Regions from separate parts of the Mus musculus genome. Here region 2 is linked to region 1. The links are chromatin loops, found by intact Hi-C in ENCODE. Cell type or tissue: left cerebral cortex. All regions are shown on one strand. Each heading gives the region's core, and the rest is flanking DNA. Links, peaks and the distances in the headings are about the cores only.

Region 1 (5,383 bases), core at 320-5,319:
CTTTAATAATTTGCCCATGGCTGCAAGAACTGGAATATGAACCACAGCAGTCTAGATCTCTAGTAAAATTCTTAACAATTAAGAAGTTACTCACTCAACAACCTGATAAGCCCCATATTCTAAAGTTAAAAGCATTTTATTTTCAGAATCTTTACTGTTTTGTTTCTTTCTCAAATGTTAAGTACACATTCAGGACCAAAGAGCTGGTATTTAGGCTTGTAGTAGCTGGACTGCTAAGTCTTCAGAGAGGTCTGGCTTGCAGGGAGTTTAGTCCTTAGTGTTTCATAATAGCAGCAGGAGAAATGAGGAAATCCCAGTAAGGTGTGGATTATAATTTATAGAACTAATGATGAATCAGTCCAAACGTTTGTGTGCTTAATTCTGGCAGCATTTTGAACCAGATTCTATTCATTTATTCATTCATTTGGCTTTCCAAACACTGTAAGTTCTAATTTGTAGTTTCTCAGATGAGGCCAATTGTATTAGAAAAGCTGAATATTGTATTGACAGGATTAGATTTGTGGCTAAATGGATATGCAAAGATATTACGTTATCTTTACAGAACTCTTAAGATTATCAGGAGGGGGTGGGTGTTAGAAATGCCTATAATTCTGTCTCTCACAAGGTTGAGACAGTAGGATTGTGAATCAAGAAGCGCCTGGGCTAAATAGGGATGTTTGTCTTCAAAAATAAACAATTAAAGAAATGAATGGGACTAAGTAGAAATTCTAGTTAGTAAAGTGCTTGCCATGAAAGCACGACGACCTGATTTTTAGATGCCCAGCACTTGGATTCATCATCATCATCATCATGGTCGTCATCATCCAGCTGAGCCAGGAGTGTGAGCCAGTAATTCCTGCTCTGGGGAGGCAGAGACATGACGTGCAGATCCCTTGAGCTTGCTGCCGGTCAGTCAATCCAGTTAAGTCAGCCAGCTCCAGATTCAGTGAGAGACCTTATCCCAAAAATGAAAGCTGCGAGTAATTGTGAGTGCACATCAATGTCTGGTTTCCACATATATGTGCACATATGTACATCTGGACCTGCACACACACACACACACACACACTCACACACACAAACACACACACTCATACAAGAGAAAAGCATTGAAAGAAAAAGAAGTTTCCTGTAATGGAGAAGTGTAGAATCCAGAATTAAGTCAGTCCCCCAGATCAATCTGAAATAAAATCCTCAGAGATAAAATGAGGTCATAACCAAACTTAAAATGATGATATCACATCATATTTATTTCTCCCACCGGTCCCTGCTTGGGGGCCCATACTACCCCTTTAAAGATCTAAAGTCTCTGTGACATTTGCATGTTTATATAGGAGTCTTCCATTGCTTAGACAGAACATCTCCACTCTACTAACTGCAGATTTACCACATGTTTTCTGGTCACTGTTCAAGTGTTCTGAAGTAGTGAACTACTTTATATCAAATGCATATTTAACAACAGTTTCCTTTTCTATTTCACAAAGGTTTGATTAGTCATTCAGGGAGTGCCCTTTATATGTCAAACAATGAGTATTCTATGTGGAAATGAAATTTCTCCCACATGGACTTTCAAGTTCAAGTTTTCTTTATTTTTTTAAAGACTTCAACTATATCTAGTGTCAAGGTTACTACAAAGTTGTCTGTTGAAATTCCTTTGTGTGGGTGGTCTAGCCCTCTGAATCCTGGGCAAAGCATTCCATGTTGCACCAAGATGTCATTTACCTGTTCTCCCTGCCTGAATGCAGCAGAACAGGCTACCCTTCCCAGGTCAGACTGTGCTTGGTGACAGCAAGGATAGAGTGCACATAGACACATAACCTTTCCCAGAGTTTGATTCACCTGTGCCCCCTTGGCTGCTTTTATATTGGGTAGCTCTATGAAACTAGTTTTATGTTAACTGCTGTAGATTCATATCACAGCCATATAAAATAGTGTGGTGGTTCCTGGAGGGGAGGCTGCCTGTCCTGCTGTAAGCAAGCCTAGCAAACTAATGTATTTCTTCAATTTGGACTTGTCAAGTTTTTCTTCAGCCACATCACTCTTATTTGGGGGTGAATAGATGTTTATGTCCTGTCAGGCATGTCATGCAACACTTAACACCTGTGTCCCAGACACATTCTGTTAGTTTCAGGTGATGAAGTCAGGAAGGAATCCCATGCATTGACCACAGATACATGATCTTGTGGAAAAACTGGGTACTTGTTTTAGAAACTGGCTTACTGGTCTATAGCCTATTTTCTTTTTCTGAGATTGTGGAAAGTTATTACAACTCTTGGAACTTTCTTTTACTCCTTGAAAACTGCTTATAACCACTGTGCTGAGCTGTGGCAGTGTCTTTGTCATGGAATTTTCACCTAGTAAAGACTTGGTGTGTCAGTTATATATATTTTAAAGCCAGTGTGAAAACTTAAAAGATTAAACACACACCAAGCAAAAACCCTCCTCTATAGTTACCTATGAAATATGGCTCAGAACAACAAAAAGCACAAAACAAACAAACCAAAACAAGCAAACCCTAACCCAGTGGCATTGGAGACAAAAGTATTCATCATGTTCAAGCATAAAACATCCCACTGACTTTGGTTAGTTATTTTTAAACTCTTGTCACCTCATTACCATCAGGGAATTCACATCAAGACTCTTGTTCTCTAAAGCACGTTAACTAGAAGCTTCATGGCTAGTTGTAAACACTATTAGGGGATTTTAAGTTGTACCTGAGTACCCACGGGTATTAGCACATTCAAAAAATATGGGTACTAGGGTAGGAGATATGGCTCAATAGTTAAGAGCACTTGTACCTGCATAGTGCCCAGGTTCCATTGTTAGCTCCCATATGTTGGCTTACAACCTTCAGATCCTGGGTTTGATCAAAGAGGCAAGCACATGCACTCAGGCAAAACATTCATACTCTTGACATAAATAAGTCTTTAAAAAAGAAAAAAAAGTGTCCGAGGGAAGCCTCCACCGCTACTTGTACTGGGACAATAAATGGAAATCTCCCTTATTTCAGGTTAGTGAGGTATCCAGTTCAACCCAGCATTCAAGAGTCCCAGGATGTACCCGGCACAGTCCTTCCTAGAAAAAGCTCCACCCTCAGGGGAGGTGATTGGCAGATGCAGGTTGGGCACGAACAGAAGGCTGGGCATCGAGTGCCGGAAGTGACGAACCCAGGAAGCGACTTTCTGTTCCGAAGCTGGGGGCGCGGTTTTGGAAAATAGCATGTCAGAGTGGATCTAGGCGCTGTCTGTTTTCCGATCTGCGTTTAGGTACACTTTTTGTCACCAAGCCCTATTTGGCGCAGTGTCGCAGTTCGGAGCTGTCTCACAGCATCCCAGAGAACGACAAACCTTGGGCCCTGCTCATTCCAGAACTCAGCACTGAAAGGCATTCTTGTGCTCGTCCATTGGCTGGCAACGCTGAAATTCGGAAATAAAGACTGCTTCCCAACATTTTCTTGGACAACTTAAAACAGAAAAAAATCAAAAGAATGTATGTATTTCCAAAGATATCTTTGAGACCTGAAGTTGAAAACTATCTCAAAGAGAGCTTTTTGAACGAGGAGGTAGGTCACGTACATAGATGTTTGCCAAAATTCTGATACAACTTCAGCAGAAAGAAGGGGAATATGTGGTTAGTTTTTGCCACTACTTTATTGGAATCTTTAAAAACAATGTGGTTTTTTTGTCACCATTGATGCTTACTGAGATGGAGATAAATATATGCTCACGTTTAGATGTAAGACAAAAGAAAGTGTTACGTGTCTGTCAGCCCTTAGTACTGAAGGGGTAGCAGAATCAACCAGAGAAGTTCCCTGGCCACACAACTCAAGACTTCCACAGTAGATGCACTTGTTCTGTTAAAGTACAGGCTCTTGTACTTACTCAGGTGATCAGGGCACTTTGAGTGCCTCATTAAATGCCACCAGGTGTTTGATTGGAAATGGTTACAATTTAGTCTAATAAATCATGGTAGAGTGATTTGGTTTCATTGTTAAGAACACCAGAGTCTAAGCAGTCCTCTTACTCATCCAAACTGACATAATTGTCAAGCAACTAAAGTTCAGATATAATGATTAAAAAGTCAGTTTTAGAAGCTATCTATCAATCCATCCATCCATCTATCTGTCCTTCTTTCATCTATCTATTGAAACAGGGTTAGAGAGTCAGGTGGATTTCTGAGTTTGAGGCCAGCCTGGTCTACAAAGTGAGTTCCAGGACAGTCAGGGATACACAGAGAAACCCTGTCTCAAAAAAAAAGAAAAAAAAGAAAAGAAAAGAAACAGGGGGGTTTCTCCACATAGTAGTGGCTATACTGGAACTCATAAGGTAGACCGGATTGGTCTTGAGTTTACTGTGATCCACCTGCCTCTGCCTCTGCCTCCTGAGTGCTAGAATTACAAGCTTGTAATCCACTGAACCTTACTGGAAAATGTTCATTTTGCATGAGTTACCTTGAATTAATTCTTACTAATAAAGCTTAAAGCTTAATTTATTCTATGAAAATTGAATGGGTTATAAGTACTTTCGAAGGTTGTCTTGGGGCATCAACCTTAAGTGAAAATCACTACATTGGTTTGGCAGGCATGTCTTAAAAAGAGTGTTAGTTACTTGTTACTGGCCACACTTAGCACAGAAATTCCCAGTGAATATTGATTGCCTTCTAGTAAAATATCCCTGCATGCTCTAACCACCTTACCTTAACCCCTTGGCAACGTGGATATTTTTCTAAATTTTTGGTTCTTTAGCAAAATTCAATCCACTAAAATGCTCTTTAGTGTTATTGGAGCTGAGATTTTAAAACTTATTTCCACATCTTATTTCCAAATATTGTTCATAGGATAAACTATATGGAAAGAGAAAGTATTTTATGCTTATTTCAAGGGGTCTTGGGAAGTATATATTAAGAGAGGAAGGGGGACAGTCAGTGGTCAATTTCAACGGTTTTAGAATGATGAACATTATTTTATGAAGGATTGATGCAATCTTTCAGGTCATCTCCTTTCCAAACCCACAAGGTATGACAGCTTAAATGAAGAAAGGCCATCCCATTTGTAAAACAGTTTGGAAAGGAAAGAAGTAATATCAACCAAACTAAGCCTTAAGTTTAACTTAACATTCCTTAAGTATGTTAATACTGATGACTACACACTGAAGCCGAGACCTGACTTCTTCTTACTGCAGGCTGTGTCTGCTTCAAGCAGACAAGAAGCAGAAAGGAAATTTGAGACTCTGCTGCTTCGCCTGTCACACCCTCCGTCGATGACAACTGTCAGAGTGAATACGCATTTAGGCTCAGTTCAGCATGTCAGAGGTCTGCTGCTTGAAGAGCTCCAGAAGGTTGGTGCAAGTGTGGTGTGCTGGGCAGCCACACTTCTTTTCTTTAA
Region 2 (5,383 bases), core at 78-5,077, 980 kb after region 1:
TTTCTAGATTCCTATCAAAATCCAGTGGAAATATTCAGTAGATGGATGCCTAAATCTCCAATACTGACTGAGACTATTTAAATTTGTGATTAACAGGAATAAGCAAAGTGCTTAAAGCTAAGAGACTAGCTGTTTTAAATCTTGCTTCACAAATATAGAAAATTTCTTCTAAGTGCTTTTTAAATATTGACTCAATTCTCTTACCAACCCTGTAAGCTAAGAAACACTGTACATTTTGTTTGTTTTTTGCTTTTGCAAATATATTTAAGGGAACATTATAATTCTTATACTCCATATTTAAAGACAAAGAAACAAAGGCAGAGAATAACCAACTAGCTTAAAGCCAGATTGCTGATAAGCAGCAAGCATGAAACCTGAACTTAAGCAAATCACTCCAAATTCTACTAAGCACTAAATCTCATAAGACTCTAAGAGAAGAAAGTCTTAATGGAGAAGAGCTGTTATTACTGCTCAGCATTTAGACACTGAAAAAAAGTGGGGGAGGGGACACTAAAAAGCTAAGCAGAAAACCAGAAAAGGGCTGATGACCTACAAACCTATGGATAAAGCACAGAAGAAAAATGTAAGACATCAATAAAAAACTGGATGAGGAACTGGCTGTTGGGATCGGTAAATACAAATCAGTAGGGACCTGATGGCACAAAGTATCTTTATAATTCAGAGTGATTTCTAAAAAAACATGTCTAACAGGCTTAACATAGTTTCAACTCAACAAGCACTTATTCAAAGCCAACTATGCAGCAGCCATCAAACAAGGAGCAAAATAAAGAACACATTGATATGTAATGTTTAAGACAAAAATGCTGAAATTTGTAGAACATGGGGAAGGTGAAAAATCACTGTATTTAAACAGCCCCCGAGACATTAAGTCATGTCTTTTAAAGTCATGACTGGCTGTGAGATGTTACTGGCATCCACTGAGTGAAGAGCAAATACAAAGTTAACAGCCTTCATGTATAGAGCATAACCTCCTTAAGGATTTTATCTATTCCAAACTGTCAGTAACACTGCTACTTATAAACTCCAGGTTGCAGGAATCAGCAAATAATTCAGGTACAACAAGTCAGACTCTAAGTTGACCTTAAAGCATGAGGACATATGTGTGGAAAGACACATGAAATAACAGAAACAAAAGTATAAAGGCAAGAAGGGGCCTGTGTTTGGACTGGGCGGTGTAGGTAGCAAGAACAGGTTTAACATCAAGAAATCCATCTGAATCCACTGCAAATGTGAGTTCAAAAAAAAAAAACAGAAAGAATACATATTAGGCCCTGGGTTCCATTTCCAATACCACAAAAAGGAACAAGCCAGGAGAATATAAGTGTGACTGATTAGCAGAAAGCAAGATCATATAGGATCACTATAGGTGCCAGGAACAGAGGCAGCAAATATTGTTTTATTATAAGCATTTGTCCTAAAGACTGATGTAACAAATTGTAAAACAGCCAAAGAGCCGCAATGAGATGGTCTTCATGGTTGCATTTCTTGTCAATGAACACTGTGTTCAGTAAGTACTGGTGCTAAGCACTTATTAAACACAATTTCCCAATTCATTACTTATTTAGCACTATTGATGATTTCTAAAGTTCCATCCACAGCTCAGATTCAGGACATTCAACTGAATCACTATGAACCAGGCAGGAAGCGGCAGTAATAGTACATTTTCTCCAGTTGGCAAAATGTAAAATTCACCTCTAATAAACAAAATTCATAAAGTAACTCTCACAAGTTATCCTTACATTCTTTTACTACAGTTATGCTTAAATTCAGCCTGTGGGACTGGATGGTATTGGTTCGCTTTCATTCCACACTATGCTGCCAGTGTAGTTCAATGTAATGCATTCAAAAACATCCCAAAATTCTTTCAAGAAATTCAAATCAGGTCTGAAAAATAGATAGCTAACCTGTTAAATTGGTATGCTTGGTACCTAATACCAATGATTCAGACAACAAAAAATTTAGCATTTCAGACCCCATCCTAGAATCAAAATCCTCTTCCACACTTCCCCAAAGGCAGAGGCCCAGCCTGAAAAAGGCATCCCAAAGGCTCATGTCTGCGTTTTCAGTTGTTGCCAAGTAATCCATCTCCATCTCTTCCAACATTTCAACCTACCAGTACGTAACCAGACCTCTCTCCTCCAGGGACCGTTATAGGGCTATTTAAAAAACCCTTTAAGTAACCTTACCTAAAACATTCTGCCAGTTCCATTGGGCCAGGCAAATACTTTGGCGATAGAGCATATAATCAATCTGCTTAAGCCAAGATACGTCTGTCCTTCGCTCTTCTCCCAGAAGCCATGCCCCAGCGGCAGATGGCTTCGTCGTCTGTTCCTCCCGAGGCAACCCTTTACCCCGAATCCCTTAAGCGATTCCTTCAAAGCTCCCCCTCCCCAAGTCCCTTACCAAGGCCCATTAGAGAGGTTCTAAGTCCCATTTCTTCCAAAGAGGATGCGCCAAGCGCTCAACCCTCTCCCAACTCTGAACGAAGGGGCCCCGGGAGAGAAGAACGTGGGCTCGGCCTCGGGAATCCAGAATGAACGAACGCAGTGGGACGGGAGTCGGCGCGGGCTCGCAGTCTCGGGGGGCACCCACGGGGGGCGGTGAAAACACTTACCAACATCCTGGTCGAAGGGGTTGGTGGCAAAGAGAGGCATGTCCGCTGCGTGCCGAGGTGTCCCCGGGGACTGCCCCTCGACCCCGCGGCACTCTAGGGGTGACGGAGAAAGGAGGCCCCTCAGGTACAAACACAGCAAGGGCGCCTGCCTGCCAGTGCAGGGTCCCTCTCAGCCCCTCCTCTCACCCACCCCAGCAACAGAGGCGGCGGCGGCGGCAACAGCCGAGAAGCGGAACAGGCCCCCGCGCGGGGCGTGTCGGGAATGTAGGCGACTTGAGCGCTGCCTGAACACTGCCCGCTCCGGGTCTGGCCAGAGCCCGCCGCCTCCGCCGAGGCCCACGCGATGAGCCGCCGCTGTCTCTTCCTCTGCTGAGTTCCCGCGTGCCCGTGGGGTTAGCGGCTAGGTTCTCGGCTTTTCCATGTCCCCGGGCGTCTCGGGAGGACGAGGTCCTTCAGGCGCACCGAGGCCGACTAAGAGCCTCTAGAGTGAATAAGAGACTGGGAGAGGGAGAGGGTTCAGTTTGGGTCCAGCCAAACCCTTAATTTTTAACTCCTTGGGTTTATTCGATGGGTTGTTGTGATGTTGCAATCCCTCTAGAAAGTCAGGCAGTCCTTTGGGTTACCCGAGGAAAATGTTGAGCGCGCTCGTCGAGGGTTCATGGAAGTTGCTGGGATTGGAGTCATGTGAGCTGGTGGAGCTGGCCTGAATCCCTTGGAGGGAGTGTCGAGGCGCACAGCCTCTCGAGAGGCTGAGGTAACGCTGGCTCATTCCCCAGCCTGAGATCAGAGGGAGCCTTCCTGGGTGTGGGCTCCGACTGACTAAACGTGCAGTCACTGAGTCCCTGAGAAGATTAGACCTTCTCAGCCTGAGATAAGCACGCACACCCAACGGCAGAAATTGAAAAAAAAAAAAAAACACACACACACACATGAAAAATGGAGCCAGACATTGATGAGGACTCTTGGCAACTTAAAATGTTGATTTGGTGATCTAATTTGTACATATGTATGTAACGCACGCCCCCTCCCCAGCTCCCAACACACACACACACATTGTCCTCTAAATCATGTGAAATCTAAAGAATCATCTCTTGGAAATATTACGTAAAGTTAGCAAGTCGGTCTTGCACATGCACTGAGATTCGGTAAAAAGTGCCCAAATAGGGACCCTTACAAAAAGGGAAGCTTATAAACATGTCAACAAGATTTGTATAACAGTACAAACAGCTTGCTTACTAAACAGTTAAAGTCGAATTTTGGAGGAAGAGGAGCAAACTAAAGCATCGGTTAACGTTTTCAGTCATTTAAAACTAAAAGAATCCAAGGGATGGGAAACAAAGTTGCCTGATGGGGTATAAATTACAGCATTCTTAAGAGAAAGGATGGGAAGTATATAGCCAGCTTTTGGAAATGTGCCTCTGGTTCCAGTTATTCTGAATTTTAAATCTTACAGTCTTTTAAAACATGAACCAAGATATTAATGGCAGCGTTGTTTACAATATCAAAGTTTTGATGACCGCTAAACTGTCCGACATTAAAGAGATTGGACAAACTCCTCTGTCTGTTTCCTCATAAATAAGAAACGGAAATGACAAACCATTGAAGATGAAATAAATTACTAGAAGCAAATCCCCTGTAATAGTGTCTAGCATATAGTAAGCACTCAAGTGGAATCAATAGTTATAATTGTACTTATTTGGCCATTGAAAGTAAGAGCATAGATGTGTATTTACATAGACATCTGAGTGGATAAGAGTTTAAAAGGCTTTAAAGACTGACTGAGGATGAGCCTCAGTGATGGGGTACTTGTTTAGAATGTGAGAGGCTCTGGGTTCTGACCTTGGCACTGAAAAAGAAAAAAAAAAAAGCCTTCAAATATATGTGAAAAAATTCTACAATTTTAAACAACCTGAACGAAAATATTTTCTGAGTAACTTAATGAGCATAATTTTTCTTTCAAAGGGGTGGAGTTAAAATATAAAAATGTGACAAATGTCAGACATTAACGCCACCATTTTCTTAAGATTTTTGAAGTGCTTTTGTGTCATTATGAGAAGTATAAAATCTTCCCACTATTGGTATGGGAAGCAGAGCATCGTCTCTCAATAGACTTTTCTCTTGATTACTGCGCTGACAGAATTAAGTGTCAACTTATCCATTTAAAATGATGGGCCAGTGCCTTAAGTACCTTATCATAATTGCCCTGACTCAGAGCCAGATGGTTATGAAAATATATTTGGGCATGCTTCTAATCCAGTAATAAAATCAAATTGTTAGGTTGTTACCTAGCAAAACACTACTTTTCAAATTTGAATCATCAATATGTGAAAATCAGAAATAACATATATTAGTATGGATAACATTAACCATGTATTCTGACATAGAAGAATGACTTTGCTATTGGGGATCTTTATTATGTAATATGCTATGAAATAGAGGTTTTAAAAATAAGAAATGTTATATGTACAAGAAAAGGCAAATATAAAAGGTGGCATGGCTTTGTATTTTGGGGTTAACTTGCCATATTACCTAAAATACTGAAATTACTCATTTTATTTTTAATAACAGTTTCTTAAAAGACATTTTAGAGACTTGATTTCACATTAAAATGTTTCTATAATATGTTTAATAAATTCCACAGTTAATTTTGAAATGTCATATCCCTTTAATTAAATTGATTTTTAAAACTGTTCTATATTATAAACAAAGATATCTGTGTGTAAAATGGAGTAGCTTCTGGAAATTTTT

What was found. Peaks named below come from ENCODE experiments on the same cell type or tissue, not always from the same donor. Only the 100,000 strongest peaks of a DNase experiment are listed, where the experiment ranks them.
Region 2: a loop joins it to region 1, with 3 times the contacts of the local background. A loop is called at or near these places in 5 of 42 quality-filtered maps.

The regions. Positions count from the first base shown.
Region 1 is chr2:15,047,101-15,052,483 of GRCm38, reverse strand. Nsun6 (NOL1/NOP2/Sun domain family member 6) reads left to right here and starts at 3,172. Exons shown (of 11, transcript NM_028950.5): 1 at 3,172-3,562; 2 at 5,181-5,336. The coding sequence starts at 3,488. In left cerebral cortex, for the core only: CTCF peaks have their summits at 3,203 and 5,243; a DNase peak (open chromatin) is centred at 3,147; H3K4me3 peaks cover 1,354 bases; H3K27ac peaks cover 928 bases.
Region 2 is chr2:14,071,589-14,076,971 of GRCm38, reverse strand. It overlaps Stam (signal transducing adaptor molecule (SH3 domain and ITAM motif) 1), which reads right to left and starts at 2,872. Exons shown (of 14, transcript NM_011484.3): 1 at 2,636-2,872. The coding sequence starts at 2,675. Stamos (signal transducing adaptor molecule (SH3 domain and ITAM motif) 1, opposite strand) reads left to right here and starts at 3,038. Exons shown (of 2, transcript NR_038162.1): 1 at 3,038-3,389. In left cerebral cortex, for the core only: a CTCF peak has its summit at 2,892; DNase peaks (open chromatin) are centred at 2,202, 2,883 and 3,282; H3K4me3 peaks cover 2,337 bases; H3K27ac peaks cover 2,056 bases.